Linked DNA regions of Homo sapiens: regions 2 and 3 are each linked to region 1. Evidence: read pairs that join two places in POLR2A ChIA-PET (ENCODE). Cell type or tissue: IMR-90. All regions are shown on one strand. Links, peaks and the distances in the headings refer to the core of each region. The heading gives the core; the rest is flanking DNA.

Evidence for each region. ChIA-PET counts read pairs that join two places held together with the same protein. Peaks named below come from ENCODE experiments on the same cell type or tissue, not always from the same donor. Only the 100,000 strongest peaks of a DNase experiment are listed, where the experiment ranks them.
Region 2: POLR2A ChIA-PET joins it to region 1 with 5 read pairs; 2 of 35 experiments call an interaction of 5 or more read pairs at or near these places.
Region 3: POLR2A ChIA-PET joins it to region 1 with 5 read pairs; 2 of 35 experiments call an interaction of 5 or more read pairs at or near these places.

The regions. Positions count from the first base shown.
Region 1 is chr11:72,590,115-72,595,114 of GRCh38, forward strand. It overlaps PDE2A (phosphodiesterase 2A), which reads right to left. Exons shown (of 31, transcript NM_002599.5): 7 at 1,183-1,242; 8 at 313-466; 9 at 78-130. Among named protein-coding and RNA genes, the nearest start is that of PDE2A-AS2, 8.0 kb to the left of the region's middle. In IMR-90, for the core only: no CTCF peak of the experiment used is centred there; no DNase peak of the experiment used is centred there; H3K27me3 peaks cover 5,000 bases.
Region 2 is chr11:72,700,879-72,705,878 of GRCh38, forward strand. It overlaps ARAP1 (ArfGAP with RhoGAP domain, ankyrin repeat and PH domain 1), which reads right to left. Exons shown (of 35, transcript NM_001040118.3): 13 at 4,927-5,000; 14 at 3,274-3,456; 15 at 2,027-2,201; 16 at 771-905. It overlaps ARAP1-AS2 (ARAP1 antisense RNA 2), which reads left to right. Exons shown (of 2, transcript NR_146780.1): 2 at 2,986-4,729. Among named protein-coding and RNA genes, the nearest start is that of ARAP1-AS2, 2.9 kb to the left of the region's middle. RefSeq lists a silencer at 142-241 and an enhancer at 3,173-4,009. In IMR-90, for the core only: a CTCF peak has its summit at 3,342 (motif pointing right); a DNase peak (open chromatin) is centred at 2,533; H3K27ac peaks cover 1,028 bases.
Region 3 is chr11:72,062,768-72,070,787 of GRCh38, forward strand. NUMA1 (nuclear mitotic apparatus protein 1) reads right to left here. Exons shown (of 27, transcript NM_006185.4): 2 at 7,075-7,144. Among named protein-coding and RNA genes, the nearest start is that of MIR3165, 5.5 kb to the right of the region's middle. In IMR-90, for the core only: no CTCF peak of the experiment used is centred there; no DNase peak of the experiment used is centred there; H3K27ac peaks cover 319 bases.

The sequences.
Region 1 (5,000 bases), core at 1-5,000:
ATGGAGGGCTCAAGGGGAAGTTGGTCCCCGGAGGGAGACAGGACGGGGAGGTGGCCGGCAGGGGCGCAGGGACTCACGTATTGGAGCACTTTGAGCTGCAGGGAAGAGGCATCCAGGTCGTAGAGTTCCCCTGCAAGGGCCAGGCGCCGGTCAGAGAGAGGGCCCCTCCGCACCTCCGTGTCCGGGTCCCTCAGGCGCCGCTCAGCTCCGCGCCGGGCCCGCCGCCGGCTCCCGGGATCGCCTAACCCGCCCACCTCCCCTCCAAGTTCTGCCCGGCCCCGCCCTCGTGACCTGTCCAGGCCGGGCCCTCACCGCACAGTTGGAGGATCTTGCGGTCGCGGTCGGTGTACGCCGCCCCGCCCTTCTGGTCTTCCGCCGTCCCCTCCGGGGGGTTCTGGACGGCTCGGGGAGCCTCCCTGGGCCCGCGCTGCTGCAGGACCTGCACCCTCCGCAGGGCGACCAGGGTCTGGGGCAGGCCGAGCGGTTAGCGCGCCGCTCGCCCCAAGCTCGCTGCGCTTGCTGCAGCGGGATTCCTGCCTTTGCTCCCGCCGTTCCCTCTGCCTGCCGGGCCCAGGGACCCCGCCGCCGTCCCAAACACCTCATCCCTGGACTCTACCTTCCTGAGGGCTCCCCCGGGGGCTCCCACAGCCCCTGGAGCGTCCGGCGGTCCAGGAACAGGAGGGTACAGGGTCTATCTCCATCCCTAGCCCCTAGATTCTTCCAAGACAAGATGTCAGATTTCTGTCTCCAGCCCCCTCAGGAAGTCGTAAGTCCTTGTTAAAGTCACAAAATCATAAAGTCTCAGGCATGAAAGAGCCTCAGTATCATTATGTGGAGGGTTCTTTCTAAGTACAGATGCTCCTGGACTTAGGATAGGGTTGCTTCCCCATAAATCCATCAAAAAGTCGAAAATTGTAAGTTGGCAACCGTGTGTATTTACAAGATATTTGACCAGTTTTGTTTCACCACTGCCCTAGGTCAGTCGGTGCTATCATTATCCCCATTTTCAGGTGTGAAACTGAGGCCCAGAGACGTTTAGTGACTTGCTCAAGGTCACACAGCTCAAAAGCAGCAAAGCCGAAGCTGAAACCCAGGTCTGTCCAGCTCCCTGGCCAGGCCATCTTCCCACCAGCTGTGATAAGGGTCTTCAGCCTCATTGCACATGGCCCCACTCCCACTCACATGCTTCTCCACCGCCTGCAGGCTCCATTCCTCATTATCACTCAGCTGGCCACAGTGCACCTGGAGGGATGGGAGAAGGGAACTAGCTGTGACCTCTCTCAGTGTCTGTCTCTGCCAGAGTGCCCTCCCCATGCGCAGCACACACTGGTCCCCACCAACACATACACACTCCAGTCTGTGGGCCTCAGTGATAACCCCATCTTTCTGACCACTCAGACAGCTCCAGGAAAATCCCTCCTGTAGGAAGTCTCCTAGGACTAACCTAAGGACGTGAAACTTTTTTGTCTCTGCCTTTTCAATCACTGTCTCATCAAGAGCACAGTCCGGGTGTATGGTTCAGGGGATGGAGGGACCTTAGACCCCTTTTTAGCTCACAGATTATGGAGCGCTGCAGGTCCTGATTTTAGAATTGGTGGTATTAGCCTCAGCCTCCCGGCTCTATCCTGTCTGAGTTAGGGTTTGAGCTGCCCCTAAGTCTTGGATAAAGGAATGGGCTCAGTATGATGCACCTGCCATGGTGAGGATGGACGGGTGAATGAATAAATGGATAAATGGGTTCGTGAAGTGCTTTGCCTTACATGTGATTCTCACCACTGTGATGCAAGCCTCCACCTGGCAGGCAAGCCATGGCCAGAAAAGTGGAGTGACTTGCCCAAAATCACATAGCAGAAAGTGGCAGAGTGAAGACAGCACCACCCACTCCCTCCCGTTCTCTGCCCACACCTTCCCCCCTCTAGATCCACTCTCTCCACCACCCCCATCATCCTGTCCCTCTCCAAGCTCCCTGTGCCAGTCACCAGGGAACTCAGCCCATCTTTCATACTCTGTGAAGTCCCTTCCCCCACTCCTACTTGGGTGCTTGTCGAGGAAAATGAGAGACGGTGGGGAGGGAGGGTGGCAGCCTAGGGACCCACTACAGGCCCTGCCAGCAAGGCTCCCCACCTGCGTCACTAGCTTCCGGAGCTTACTCAAAGCTGCTCACCACCTGCAGAGCTCCCCACAGCGCCTGCACTGGGGGCTCCTCCTTCCTCCTCCCTCCCCAGTCAGCAGCCAATGCCTGCCTCAGCTCTGGGTCTCCTGCCAGGAGCAGATGGGGAGGAGGAGACCAGCAGGTTCTCGGGAAGCTCACAGTCTGTCTGGGGTGGGACGAGTGGGGAGACATGACTGGGAGGAGGTGTGGAGCCTCATACCTGAGGAAGGAGAGAGAAAACTAGGTGGGTAGCTCAGAGGGGAGGACATTTGGAAGGCTTCCTGAATTGGCATGGGGAGGACAAGTAGACCTTGAAGAGACCAGGACACTGGCGGTAGGTGGTGCGGGGAGATGAGGATCCAGGTAGGGGTGTGGTCCATGGTACCACAGAAGGAAGGGCCTTGAGTGCCAGGCTAAGAAGTTAGACTTTAGCCTGAGAGTACTGGGGAGCCATGGCAGACTTTAGCATCTGAGGGCCACTGTCTGTGGGGTGTAGGGTGAATTTGAGGGAGGGAGATTGGAGGCAGGAAGACCTGGAAGAGACCTGGGCTGTCAAGGATGGTGTTTAAACTTAAGCTCTGGATGAGGCTCAATCTGTGACTCCTACAGGACAGCGGGGGCGGGAGGGAGGAGAAGCTGGGGCTATGGTTCATTTGCATATGGCTTATATAAATATGTTGGCATTTTACTGTTAGCACATGGAGGAGGACGTGGTTCTTGTTCCTTCCACCTGGTCCCATCTCTCAAGAATAGAGAAGGCTGGGACCCCTCTAAGGCTGTGGGGGCAACCAGTTCTCGGGCTGCCTTGGCCTACTTGCACCCAGCATGTGCACAAACACACACACCTACACTCTCATGAAGAACGTCAGGCCCTCACACACATGCACTTACACTCAATCTCCCATGGAGGTGGTACACACACACACACACACACGGTGCAGTCACAGACACAAAGACATCCACACACCCACCCTTACAGTGTCCACAGCATCCCCACAGGCACATTCATGCCTGTACACAGGAAATAGTTCACTTACCCAAAAGCCATGCACATGCACCTGGCGCCCCCATACACAAACACACACAATCACCCCCACACACTCATGGCTTTTTGTTCGCCAACAGGAACACACACTTACACCTGCTCTTGCTAATCAGGGCAAGTGTCTGGGACCCAGTGGGAACACTCAACATTGGGCACTGTGGCTGTAAGAGAGGGTTAAAACCCAGCACAGCCCCCAGGTCCCCACCCTAACCAAGTTCAAAATGGTTAATGGCATGAACACCCCATCCCCGTGCAGGGAGCTGGTGTGGCTGGTGCAGCTGGGGGAAGAGTGGGCACAAATCAGGCATCAAATGCCAGAGACCAAGGGCTGCCACTCCTCAAAGGGACTTATTATCCCAGGATTAAGGAACAGAGCCAAAGACTTTCCACACAAAAAATTTGCAATCAAGGTGCTTTGAGCAGTGAGCTGTAAAGGCCCAGAAGTCAGCCACACAGCCCTGCACCTGGCCAGCATATTCCTCAGAGAGCCCTCGCTGATGGCGTCGCCACTGGACCCCAGCATTCCTTTGCAGGACTCCCTCGAGGGGTTTCCTTGCTAGCACTTGCCATCACGTGTGATCCTATCCTTATTTTGCTCACTTGTTTTGCAGTATTTTTGTTATTTTTATTGTCTTTAGAGATGGAGTCGCACTCTATTCTCCAGGCCAGATTCAAACTCCTGAGCTCAAGGAATACTCCCAAGTAGCTGGGGTTATGCTCACTTTAGTGCTTCTCACCACCAACCCTCCAGACCATATGGTCTGTGAAGGCAGGGCCTGTCTAATCTGTCTTGGTCACTTCTGTGTTCCCAGCACCTAGCACTCCATGCCTGACATACAGTGGGTACTCAAGAAATAGTTGTTCAACTGATGGATGAGGGGGTGGATGGGTAGGTGGATCAGTGGATGAATACTAAGAGCAGAGACTGAGAGAGGGGAATGGGGCTTGTCCAGGAAGGAGCTGGTGACTCGGCCTTCCCAAAAGATCAACCGACCCTGTGGCTCTCCATCTTCCTTCTGCACCCTCTGCCCTCAGGATCTGGCAGCAGCTGGGAAGTCTGGGGCTGCCTGTGCTACCTCTGGGAGGCAGTGAGATCCTGTGAGCCAGGGTGCATCTGTCAGACATGTATGCCTTGGGGAGGGGGCATCCTAGGGAAGTGCATTTACACATGAGTGGGAAGGTGCAGGCTTAGAGGAGAGGCAGATGTGAATAATCTAAACACCTTTCAAGAGTTCTTCCCTGCCCAGGGTATTTGAGGAGGTGAAGGGACGGTTGTTGAAAACTCCTGGCAGCCAGAGCCCAGCTGGCTAGCATCCTGCTCAACAGCATGCACCCCTACTTCAGCTTCCCCAGGACCACACTCTCCCCTCAGCACACCACCCCTTCCCCCGGCCTCCTTCCTGCCTTGCTCACATTCCTCCTCTGCCTAGAATCCCCTTTCCCTTCTTCCCTGCCTGTGGACCTCCTACCTGTGCCCCAAGGCCCCACACAAATGCTTTCTCTGTGATGAGGTACCACTTGCTGCTCCAGGCTTTGCCACCAGAACACCTGCTGGCAACAGTATTTCATCTGGCCTGTGGTGGGGAGGGTGTCCCTGCCTTCCCCCAGACTGAGAGCTCCCTGAAGGCAGAGTCGGCTCCAGCACCCAGCCTGCCGCAGGACCAGACCAGAGTTCTACTGGGTGAGTTAAGTGTAAGTGATCTGATCCCACCAGCGTCCCTGAGACACACACACACACACACACACACACACACACATTGGCCTCTGGCCCAGCCTGAGCCAAGGTGAGCAGCGGCCATGGCA
Region 2 (5,000 bases), core at 1-5,000, 110 kb after region 1:
TCCCAGCTACTCGGGAGGCTGAGGCAGGAGAATTGCTTGAACCCGGGAGGCAGAGGTTGCGGTGAGCCAAGATCGCGCCATTGCACTCCAGCCTGGGCAACAAGAGCGAAACTCCATCTCAAAAGGGTAAAGGGAGAGATGGGGGGTGCTATTTTGCATAAGGTAGTCAGAGATGACATCTCTGCAGGAGTGATACTGAAACAGAGACCTGACGGAAGTGAGGGACTGGCCATGCAGATACCTGGGGGAATGCATTTCAGGCAGAGGGAACAGCACAGGCAAAGATCCTGGTAGGTGACGACGTGTCTGAGAAACAGTGAGGAGACCGGCAGAGTGATTAGGGGGGTGGTTCAGAGAGGTAATGGGGGTGGTGGCCAACTGTGCGGGCTCTTGTGGATTTTCTTCTGAGTTGGGGAGTGAATGGAAGGCTGAGATCAGATGGATAGGGCTTTCGTTCAGTCCTCAAACTCCCTACCAGCCACAGGCTCTTACTACCAGATGCTCAGCAGAGCCCATATCCAGTAGGGGCTCAATAAAGGCTCATTTAGTCCAAAGAAACTCTGGCACTGACCTGCTCTGCAGTGTCATGCACTACCCCCACTCCCACCAGGATCATTTAGGAAGTACCTACTGTGTACCACAGACTATATCCAGGAAGCCCTCTAGGGTGACTCTGCCAGAGTCCACCAGTCTGGCCAGCCCTGGCTTCCCTAGCCCTGCAGCCGTGACCAGATGCCATGGGCTAAAGCAGAGTCTGGGGTGGCACCCACCTTCCCGGGCCCGGCGGTCCTGTAGCAGCTTGCCGGCAGAGGCAGTCTTGTAGAGGAAGCCACTGTGGCTCACGGTCGGCAGGACAACTGAGTAGTGCTTTTCCAGGGGCTTCATCGAGTCCAGCCGAGGCACCTCTTTGTAGGCGGGGAAAGGATGGCAGGTCATGCTGGCCACCCAAGAGGGTGTCCCCACCTCACTCCCACCTGGCCTGGGCATTCAGGCTCACTTTCGAATCATCAGCCCCAGCTCCCTAACTGGCAGCCTCAAGCTCCCCCTCCTACCTGCAGGGTCTTGTCCAGGCTGTTTCTCCACCTCTCCCCACTTGTGGAAATTCACTCCACTCCCAAGGCCCAGTTCCAGCACCTCCCCTTCCAGGAAGCCTCCCTGATTCCTGCCCCACCCCACTCTCCAGGTTGGAGGCATAGGCCAGGCACACTGGCATGAGGGGGGCATTGGGCAAACTCAATAATAATCCCTGGAAAGAGGATTGTCCCAGACAGCGGGAAGCTCAAGGTGGCAGCCTGACTACAGCCCTGTTCCCCACGGTCAGCGCCGTGGGGGGGCGGTGATCTGTCCCCAAGCCCAAGCCAGTTGGGTGGTCTCCTGTGTCTCCCTGGACACCTGGGCTCTCTCCAGCCCAGTGTGCCCCGCCCACCCATGGCCCTGAGCCCAGAGCCCCAGCCATTGAGCTCCACCCTCAGTCCTGGGATGTGGCCCCAGAGTCCAGGCCTGGGCCACGAGCTGTGCTGCTCAGCCCACTGACCCCTCCTCACCCACCCCAAGAGGGAGCCAATGGTACCCAAACCAAGTTCAGGATTGAGCTCCACCCAAGCAGGGCAGTAGACAGGGCTGCCTAGGTGGGTGACCCACCCATGGAGAAATGTAACTCAGCACCCCTCACGCAGCAACACAGACACACTCTGCACACGCATGTACTCCAAAGCTCTCAGCATCCCCAGAAACACAAATCCGGGGGGCTCAGAGGCGCACAAACACCAGCACAGCTGCCAGCCATCCTGAGGGGCCCACACTGCAAGTCAGGGAAGTCATCAACAGTCACAGAGACACAGACACAGAGGAACATGCATACGTAGTACAAATACACACTGACATGCAAACCCAAGCACACCCCAGCTCACACATGATTTATCACAGGCCCTTGAGGAGCTGCGATCACGGCCTGAGAGCAGCAGGTAAATCAAACCCCACCAGGCACTGCACAGCCTGGTGGACCCCCACCCTCTGCCACGCTCACCTGTGGTCCGGTTGTTCCGAAGGAATTCCATCTGCAGCGTCTGCCCCGCCTGCTCTGCAAGAGCCAGGGGCGTGGGGGCCTCAGGGTCCCCCGAGAAGCAGTTGATCCCAGCCCCACAGCCCAGGAGCGCCTGGGTCTCAGCCAGGTCTGTGGTGGTGACTGCAGCACACAGGGCCTAGGAAGAGGCAGGGGAGGGTCAGCCCAAGAAGGAGTAGGGGGCCCACAAGGAAAGGGGCTACGGGGGAGGAGAGGAAAGAAAAGGAAGGAGTCACCCAGGCCTGGAGCAGTCCATCCTCAGACTGAAAGAGAGAATAGGAAGGAAGAAAGAGAGAAGGAGAGGGAAGAGAGAGGCCAAGGGGAGGAGGGGTGAGCAGGGGCTGCCTAGCAGAGGCCAGGGGATCCCAGCTGCCCGGGGCCTCACCCCTGCTGGCTGCCTGGACACAGCTGCCCAGTCAGCCAGAGCCTCCAGAGGATCTCAAGCTCCTTCTGCCTTGTGGAGGAGCCGGGGGGGGGGTGTGCTTTGTAGCTAATTCCTCCCACATTTGAATTCCTCACCGCCTGCCCAGCCCTCCCAACCAATGGGAGTTGCCGCCCTCCTGGCTTGCAGGCTAGACTGGGTTGGGCTGGGAGCAGGACGCCTGGGTCCCTGGGAGGTGGAGGCCTGACTCCCACCGGGCTTCTAGCTGGACTGAGTCTGCCTGGGAGGGGCGGTTTGGGGGAGGGGCTGAAGGCCAACCAGAGGTCACAAATGGCATACCCCTGCCTCGGAGCTGGCTGCCTCCCACTCAGGCAGAGCCAGATCAGGGCCTAAGACTTGGCTCCCAGCCTGTCAGGGCCTGGGGCCCATGCGGGGCCTCATCTTGAGTGGGGTGTGGATGGGGATGGGTCAGAGCAGCCCAGCTGTTTTTCATGAGCCTGACAGGAAATAGCATCCCCATCAAGTTCACTCTTTTTGGCAGGATTCAGAAGCAACCGGACGGGGTGCAGGAGACTGAGGAATTGGGAGAGAGACAGACAGATGCTGGGGATGTGCCCTTGGCCCAAGGGTCAGGCCTGGCTCCTCCCTGCATGGCCAGAACTTTTCACATGGCTTAGGCAGGGCCCTTCTGCCCTCCAAACATCAGTTTCCCCATATGCCAAGACATCTCCCTGAGCTGGTAGATGAGATGGGTTAAGACAGCATGAGGAACAGGGCAGCAGAAAGACGGGGGTGGTCCCAAGGGGCCCCAGAGCTGCAGTGCCCTGACCTTGTCCAGCTCCTCCTGGTTGCCAAAGAGCGGGTGGTAGCGGCGGTACTTGCCCTCACGGTACTTGGCCTCCAGGTGGCACCGCCGGGTGCTGGGGCTGCTGCTGGGCTGCAGGGCCTCACTGGGGGGCACGTTGGCTGCCCAGAAGCGGTTCCCAGCGCCATTCCCCAGCTGTAAGAAGAGCTGTGGGGGTGTGCAGGAGGTCAGACGGGCCAGCTGACAGCCAGGGGCCGTGCCGGGCAGAAACTTGGTTTCTGAGGTTGTTAGGAAAGGGGCTGGGAGAGCCAGGCCATCTGCCCACTTTCCCAATGGGGAAGGTGAGGACAGCCTGGCCTGCTGGTGGCTGGGGATGCTCCTGCCACCAGCACTGGGCTCTGAGCCTAGGTCTCAGGCTCAGTGACAGGACAGGGAGTCAGCAGACTGACAGGTGGATGCCTCAGGCCTTGCACCTGGTCCCAGGGGCCTTGCTGCTGCCCCACCCAGTTCCACATCTGGAGCTCTGCATTCCTGAGGCTGTGACAGCTGGGGATGGGTGCCTAACCTGTCAGCCAATGGGGTGGGCAGGGATTTTGGAAACCTCTCCTATCCCTGACATTCCTCTCTGGGCAAGAGGGATGGGGGTGGATTCTGGGTGAGTGCAGGGATCCAGCATTTGGTAATCAGTTCCTTCATTCGGCTCCTCATTCCACAGCCATTTCCTAGGCCCCCCACCTTGCCTCCTTGTCAGGTCCTGTATGGGGTGCTGGAGTCACAGCACAGAACAAAGCAGAAAAGTCCTTGCCACTACTGATTCACTCTGTGTCTTCCAGCAAGTTATTTTCTCTCCCTGGGCTTCAAGGCTGTAAACTGGTTATTCTAATCCTAACTCCTGGCTTGTTCTGAAAGTCAGTTAATTAACATATGCAAAGTCCTTAGCACTTATGTGCCAAACACACCGTGGGGAGGTGAGAAACGGATGTGACACTCCAAGTGTCTGGAGTCTGCAGCCTGGGTCTACCCTCCCATTGCAGGTTCTCCCCTATATCTACCACATATGGGTACCTGGGAGTTTCCAGTACAGGGGCATAAATGTACACGTGTGTGCACACACAGCACACATATATATACCCACTGGTACATGTGAGTTCACATGAAATGGAGGCTGAGGGCCTCTGAGGGGCTGTGCAAGGTAGGGGAGAAGGCCCTGGGTCAGCCAGAAGTGGGATGGAAAGAGGCAGGGATGGTGGTCAATATGCATTTACAGGGTAATCTCAGGCAGATTACAGCCCTGCCCAGGACCTCAGTTTACACATCTATTCAATGGATGACAGTGAAATTAGATCAGAAGTTAGCAAATTCTTTCTCTAAAGGGCGAAATAGTAATTATTTTCGGCTTTACAGAACACATACAGTCTCTGCTGCATTTTCTTCCTTTTTTTTTCTTTAAAAAAAAATAACACTTTACAACTATAAAAACATTCTTAGCTCACTGGCCAGTTTGCTGACTTTGCCAAAAATTGCTTTTCCGAAATCCCCACCCACTAGATTATCACAAAGGGTCTCTTCCAGCTCCAAGGTGCTGTGGTCACTGAGATAGGGAGGGGGCTGGGAGACCCAGACAGCTGTTGAATGGGGCAGACCCCAAGTATCGGTGGCAAGCAGGGGCATCCCCACCTCGATAAGTGTTTCTGTCCACACCTTCCTGTCCATCTTCAGGCTCCGCACCTTGGAGACGCCAGCGCCCAGGC
Region 3 (8,020 bases), core at 1,175-6,174, 530 kb before region 1:
TGGTTCTCTGGATAGGAATTTGGCAATACAAATCAAAATTAATGCCTATAATCCTAGCACTTTGGGAGGCCAAGGTGGGCGGATCACCTGAGGTCAAGAGTTTGAAACCAGCCTGACCAACATGGAGAAACCCGTCTTAAAAAAATACAAAATTAGCTGGGCGTGGTGGCACATGCCTGTCATCCTAGCTACTCGGGAGGCTGAGGCAGGAGAATCACTTGAACCTGGAACAGGTGGAGGTTGCAGTGAGCTGAGATTGTGCCATTGCACTCCAGCCTGGGCAACAAGAGCGAAACTCCATCTCAAAAACAAAACAAAACCTTGATATTTGGGCCAGGTGTGGTGGTGGCACATGCCCAAAATCCCAGCACTTTGGGAGGCTGAGGTGAAAGGATTGCTTGAGCCCAGGAGTTCAAGACCAGCCTGGGCAACATAGTGAGACCTCATCTCTACAAAAAATAAAAAATTAGCCAGGCATGGTGGTGCACACCTGTGGTCCCAGTTACTCGGGAGGCTGATGTGAGAGGATCACTTGAACCCTGAAAGGTTGAGGCTGTGGTGAGCTGTGATCATACCACTGCACTCTAGCCTGGGTGACAGAGTGAGACCCTGTCTCAAAACAAAGAAACAAAGAAACAAAAATGTTCATATTTGGCTGGGTATGGTGGCTCACACCTGCACTTTGAGAGGCCGAGGCAGGATGATCTCTTGAAGTCAGGAGTTCAAGACCAGCAATCTTCTCGCCTCAGCCTCCCAAAGTGCTGGTGCTAGGATGATGGGTGTGAGCCACTGCACCCAGCCTAAGATAGTAAATTTTGTTACATACATCTTACCAAAACTCAAAAAAAAAAAAAAAAAAAAAAAGCTGGCTGGGTACAATGGTTGAAGCCTGTCATCCCAGCACTTTGGGAGGCCAAGGTAGGAGGATTGCTTGAGCCCAGGAGTTCAAGACCAGCCTGGGCAACACAGTGAGACCATGTCTCTACAAAAAATTTAAAAATTAGCCAGGTGTGGTGGCATACACCTATAGTCCCAGCTACTCAGGAGGCTAAGGTGGGAGGATCACTTGAGTCTGAGCCTGGGAGGCTGAAGCCATAATAAGCTGTGATCATACCACTGCACTCTAGCCTGGGCAACAGAGTGAGATCTTGTGTCAAAAAAAAAAAAAAAAGAAACAAAAAGAATTAAAAAAAAAAAAATCTCATGTTCTTTCATCAAATAATTCCAATCACAGAAATAAAAGTTTAGGAAATAATCTGAAATACAAAGATATATGGACATTAATAGAATTATTTATCATTCTGAAAAACTGAAGGAAAACTAAATATCTAACAATAACTTAAATTATGGCAAGAATATACATATGATGAAATCTTATGCAGTCACTTAAAATGTTTTAAATAAGTTTGGCTGGGTACAGTGGCTCACGTCTATAATTCCAGCACTTTGGAAGGCTGAGGTGGGATGATTGCTTAAGCCCAGGAGTTCAAGACCAGCCTGGGCAACATAGTAGACTCCACTTCTACAAAAAATAAAAATAAAAAAAATAGCTGGGCATGATGGCATGCGCCTGTAGTTCAGCTACTTGGGAAGCTAAAGCGGGAAGATCACTTGAGCCCAGGAGGTCAAGGCTGCAGTGAGCTAGGATTGCAACTGTACCACTGCACTCCAGCCTGAGTGACAGAGCAAGGCCCCGTCTCTGGGGAAAAAAAAAAAAGTTTTAAATAATTTTAATGACATGGGGAAATACTCAAGAAATGTTGAATTTTAAAAGCAGGATATAGGCTGGGTGCAGTGGCATATGCCTGTAATCCCAGCCCTTTGGGAGGCCAAGGCAGGTGAATCGCTTGGGCTCAGGAGTTCAAGACCAGCCTGGGCAACATGGTGAAACCCTGCCTCTACAAAAAATACAAAAATTAGCCGGGCATGGTGGCATGCACCTGTAGTCCTAGCTATTTGGGAGGCTGAGGTAGGAGGATTGCTTGAGCCCAGAAGGTTGAGGCTGCAGTGAGCTGTGATCGTACCACTGCACTGAAGCCTGGGTGAGAGAGTGAGACCCTGTCTCAAAACAAACAAACAAAAAAAAGGCAGGATAAAACTATTATGGTATGGCCCCATTTTTGAAACTATATATACAAATATTTATAGACAGATAGATATATCATATACATATTTATCCCTCTCCCCACATACTTGTGAGTTTGTATATGTGTATGTATACGTGTAAGGAAGTATACCAAATAATGTTCATTTCTGAGTTGTGGAATTATGGGTGCCTTTTACTTTCCCCCTTAACACATTATTTTTCATGTTTTCTAAATAGTACCATCATATACAATTAGGAAAAAATTACTTTCATATTGTTTAATCTAGTAATCTATTTGTAGATATGTATCATAAGAAAATAACCAAAAACGTAGACAAAAACTTATGCATAATAATGTTCATATAAAGATACACAGAAAACTATTAATAAATAATGGTTACTTCTGCAGGGCAGAATTAGGGTAAAGACTTATTTGGGGACTTATTTGTTATATCTATTACAAAAATGATTTGAAAAAAATTCCATTATTATTTGAAAAAACCTGAAAGCATATAAAAATCCTATATGATAGACTATTATGCAGCCACTACAAATATTTATGAAGAGTATATATAAATTTATATAATGAAAAAATGGTAAATGGGGAAAAAAGCAGAATATAAAATTTTAGGTAATATATGATCTGGAAATTGCAAAACCAGAAATATACAAGCACAAAATACTGAAAGAAAATAGGCTAAAATAAGAACAGTAGTTTTCTCCAGATAGTGGGATTACGGGTGATTTCAGTTTTCTTCCTTATACTTCTCTGCGTTTTTCACATATCCTAGAATGAATATATACTATTTTTCAATCAGGCTTAAAAAATGTTTTTGGTTTCTGCCCTATAATGAAAAGCCTGCTCCTTGTGTGAAATTTTATCCACAAAGGATTATCAGTAGTAAGCAACCCACTAGCAAGAAGACTGTTCATAATGTATATGCCTAAGAAAATCATCTTTGGTGGGTCAGTGAGCTCAGTTTAAAGGGACACAGCTCTGACCACTTCCTGCCTTCTTGCTTTTGGAGTTGTTTTAGTAAATATAACTGAGGAATCAAGTTCTCAAACATGAGATGCCTGACAAACTTAATACTGTACTGTAAGAACCAGGACCACCACCTTCTCTCAACCTAACCTCTAAGACTTTACACTTAAGAATAGACAAGACCGGGCCGGGCGTGGTGGCTCATGCCTGTAATCCCAGCACTTTGGGAGGCCGAGGTGGGCGGATTACCTGAGGTCAGGAGTTTGAGACCAGCCTGACCAACATGGAGAAACCCCATCTCTACTAAAAATACAAAAATTAGCCGGGCGTGGTGGCACATGCCTGTATTCCCAGCTACTCGGGAGGCTGAGGCAGGAGAATCGCTTGAACCCAGGAGGCGGGGGTTGCGGTGAGCCGAGATCACGCCTATAGCCTGGGCAACAAGAGCGAAACTCTGCTCAAGAAAAAAAAAAAAAAAGAATAGACAGGACCTAAATAACATAGATTGGGTCATGTTAGTCTGTAAATCAAAAACACTTAACAGCTAATTACATGAAGAATAAAATCCAAATTTCTTAGCATAACGCTTAAGGTTCTCTAAGATCCAACCCTCAAATTTCCTTCCCAGCCTCATCTTCAGTTCATTCCCTAAAATATCCTCTACCTCAGGCACATTTTCCCCATACATGCCAGGCATTTTCCAAGCTGTGTGCCTTTGCCCATGGTGTGACCTCCATTAAATGCCCTGTCTCCTAAACCTACTGAACTCCTATTCTTCCTTTACAACCTGGCTCAAATGCCTTCTCCCAAACTCTCCTTATCGCCCCCACCATCAGGAACAATTGTTCTTTCCTCTATGTGCTCCCATATTGCTTGTTCCTCTACAAACTTAATTACAATCCTCCCTGGGTGGATGCTAGCTGTAATACTTGTTTCATTTTACTAAACTCCTGGAGGGCAGAAACCATTTTAAAATCATTTCCACTCCAGCACACTGCTTGCACACAGTAGGTACTAAATATGCTGCCTGAGTAAATGACAGCCAATTGGCCCTTATCTGAATTCTTTCAGTGGTACAGCCAGGGATGGCAAATTGTCAAAGCTAGTCCCTCTAATTGCAAGTTATACATATAGCATGAGTGACCAGCAGAAAATGCCAAGGGCCTGCCACTTTAAGAGGACTGGCAAGATGACTATGTTTACACAATCCTAATTAAAACTAAAGGGCAATGAGGGAAAGAAGAGAAATAGGGAGATTAAGAGGTGTGGATTCTACAGGTCACCTCCTCTTCTTAGTGAGCTTGCTAGGCACTAGGCTGGAAGATCTGAGCTACAAAGTAGCCTATTTTATCTTTGGGGTAGCCTGTAGGATCTAAGTATTGAAAAGCAACTAATTAGGCCACTTTGTCCTCCAGCAACTGGCCCTGCTCTTGGGCATTAACTTCCAACTGGTACACAAGGCTTTTTCTCTAAATGAATCCCACTGTACCAATCACTAGGAGAATCCCTTTAAAAAAGGCTTGAAATTAATAACAGCAGGAAACAAAGTCTCTCAATCCTCTGAATCACAATATCCACACTGTCCATTTTGATGAAATTCACCCCCACCTCCTTCAAACAATAGGTCCTACCAAGGAATGACTTCTCTCAGGACCAACATGTCCTGTGATTGTTTTTCTGGAGCAAGCTTCCAGTGCCTGCTTCTCATTAAATAGCTACTTAATGTCTGATCACCCAGCTGTGACTATAAGTAGAGAGTAAAGTAACTATAATTTAGGAAGTAAAAAAGAAATTCCACTCCTACCCCAAGTCCAGTAGTCAAACAGCTTAGAATAGACATTTCCCTACCTCAAACCTTCTTAGGCTTATCCAATTTTCAGATCTAGAATTTTTAGCATCTCTTAACTCTTTCAATATAAAAATGAGGAAAACAATGTTTAGAGTAAGAAAGAGAATTGCAAATGATTATACAGTAACTTAGTCACAGAATCTTTTGACCAGGCTGTCTAACACCTCATTTAACTGATGAGTTTTCAAGACCACTGTTTCCAGGAACAGGTTACAGGGCACTACAATATAATCAGCTTAATTTGCATATATTCAAGATAACAGCCCCTAGGCTTGACCCCTTCACCATCTTCCTGCCTACCTTTTTTCAAACCCACAACTGCTAACAACAACAAAAAAATCAATGTAGTGATTTAATACATCATTTCTGCCTAAAAAAAGACTGGAGCTACCAAACCATCTGCTTCAGCCTCACCACCTGGGATTCATCTTGATTGATTTGGGTGTGTTGGTGGGCAGTGGCTGCCACAGCCTGAAGAACTCTTCCAACTCTTTCTGGGGGTCTTCTGGAGATGGGACTGCAATGGCTCCTCAGCTGCAGTTTCCTATAGAGCAACATGTTGAAACACACTTGTTCCCTCAACACACTTGTGTTTCAGCCCTCAACACACTTGTGATTTGGGAGGAGTACCAGGAGAAAGACCAGTTTTTGGCAGGGCGCGGTGGCTCACGCCTGTAATCCTAGCACTTTGGGCGGCCAAGGCGGGTGGATCGCTTGAGGTCAGGAGTTCAAGACCAGCCTGACCAACATGGTGAAACCCTGTCTCTACTAAAAATACAAAAAATTAGCTGGGCATGGTGGCACATGCCTGTAATCATAGCTACTAGGGAGGCTGAGGCAGGAGAATCGCTTGAACCCGAGAGGTGGAGGTTGCAGTGAGCTGAGATCCCGCCATTGCACTCCAGTCTGGGTGACAGAGAGAGACCCTGTCTGGAAAAAAAAAAGAAAAGAAAGGCCAGTTTTCTCCATTATCTAGTCACCCCAACCTATAAGCAAGCATATGCACAGTCACTATAAAGGAAAGTGACTTGTTTTCCAGCAGACATTTCTAATCTTATTAAATCAAATGAAAACTGCAATCAAAATACTCTCCTTAGGAAGTTATTTACTTATTCTAACAAAACACTTCTTTGGGAGCTGCCTTTAAAGTCTACTCCATGTGAGACAAACAGAAAAATTCGGTGTTACTGTTTTATAGTCACACCTCATCCTTCACCAAAAAAGGTATTGCCTTGCATGAATCTTTGGCTCACGGCATCTTCTGGCTGTTTCTAAAAATTGAATCCACCAAGCTAAGAGTAAAGATTTGCTACCTCTGAGGATATTCAAAAGATTGGCTCAGAGGCAGTCTGAGGCAATGACACCATCACCAAAGGAAATCTAAAGGCTGAGAACACAATTACTTTGAAGGGGTCAAACTTAAAAACATTCTAATTGCCCCATAATTACAATCAAGGGGGCAAGACATGTACAATATCTGTCACATTTGTTCAACTATTATATCACTTTATAATTACACATTATATAATGATAAATTTTGGCCCTGGAAGAAATCTTCAAGATCATATAATCCTAACTGTCCCTTTTTACATATGAGAAAAGTTCAGTCCATTGAGGTTAGGCAATTTGTCCCTGGTCACACATCTGGTTAGCAACAGTCAGGATGAGAAACCCAGACACCCAAACTCCCAGCATAATGCACCCACACATACTTATGTATACAGCTCCTCCTCCCCTGCTTCTCACTTCCTTCACTCCCCTGATCAAAAGGGACAGAAATAACTTGGGACACTAAAGCACACCAAGAATGGTTCTGAAACCCAGTAGCAGAGAAATGATGGCTTAAAAACCAGGACTTCTCTGCAGTGGCCTCAATGGCCAATGTTTAGTGTCTGGCTCACAAGAGTTCTGGGCAATCTACCTCAGAGCAAGGGCCAATGAAAACCTCTGGACACCACCCTCCCACAGTTAGAAAAATATCTTTATTAAACCTCTCTGCTCTCCTCCTACAGTAACCTGTTTGCCTCAAATAATTGAAAGACAAAGACAATCACTTTGAAGAATCTGGGTCAGGGAAAAAGTAAATGGTAGAGATCCTGCTCAGGACAAAGCTGACCTATGAAAAACTAGAGGGCAGAAACCATTTTGACTTACCTCCTGGTGGAAGCCTCCACACACTAGAACAGGGTGATCTCCAGCAGTCTGGCTTAGAATTAGTTTCCACCTAGGGAAGGGGCAAAGGGACAGGAATGATTATTCATTCCCCTAACCCACCCACTCTTAGTGAGCTCAGCCTCACATTATCCTGGGCAACCCCAGCGTTCTGTGGATCAGACAGCAAGCAGAAGGGAAGCCATGCAGGCCAGGTCAACGGGGTGAGTCAGTGGCAGAGCAGGAAGAGTCACTGGGGCAGAAATTCTGGCCTTCTGTGGCAAGACTGCCAAGCCACACCCACACTTGGTCAGCACTGTGAAGGCCCTGCCCTGTTAGGATTTCAGTCTTTAAGCCAGAAAACTTCTTCCTCAGGAGGCCCCACACCACTCTCATTTTCAAGTGTCTCTCCTCCTGCTCAAAAATCTTCCAGTTTTCTTCTCCCTAAAGCATCATATCTAAATTCTTTGGCTTAACTTTCCAAATCCTCCATTATATGGCCTCAAGTCATTTATTCAACCTTATTTCCCACTATTCTACAGAATATACTCTGAATTGATCAAGCCAGTCTTCCCACTTCTCTCTGCGTGAGCCAAGCCTTTTCTCATTTCCCTGCTTTCAATTATCCAGGAGTGGTAAATTCAAACATCTTCAGGGGTCAGGCAGGTAACAGAAACAAATTATCCAGGCAAGGCCCAGTGGCTCACAGCGGTAATCCCAGCACTTTGGGAAGCCAAGGTGGGCAGATCGCTTGAGCTCAGGAGTTCCAGACCAACCTGGGCAACATAGTAAAACTCCGTCTCTACAAAAATACAAAAAATTAGCTAGGTGTGGTGGAGTGTGCCTGGGTCCCACCCACTTGGGAGGCTGCAGTGAGCTGAGACCGTGCCACTGGACTCCAGCCTGGGCAACAGAGCGAAACCACGTATCCAAACAAAACAAAATGAAT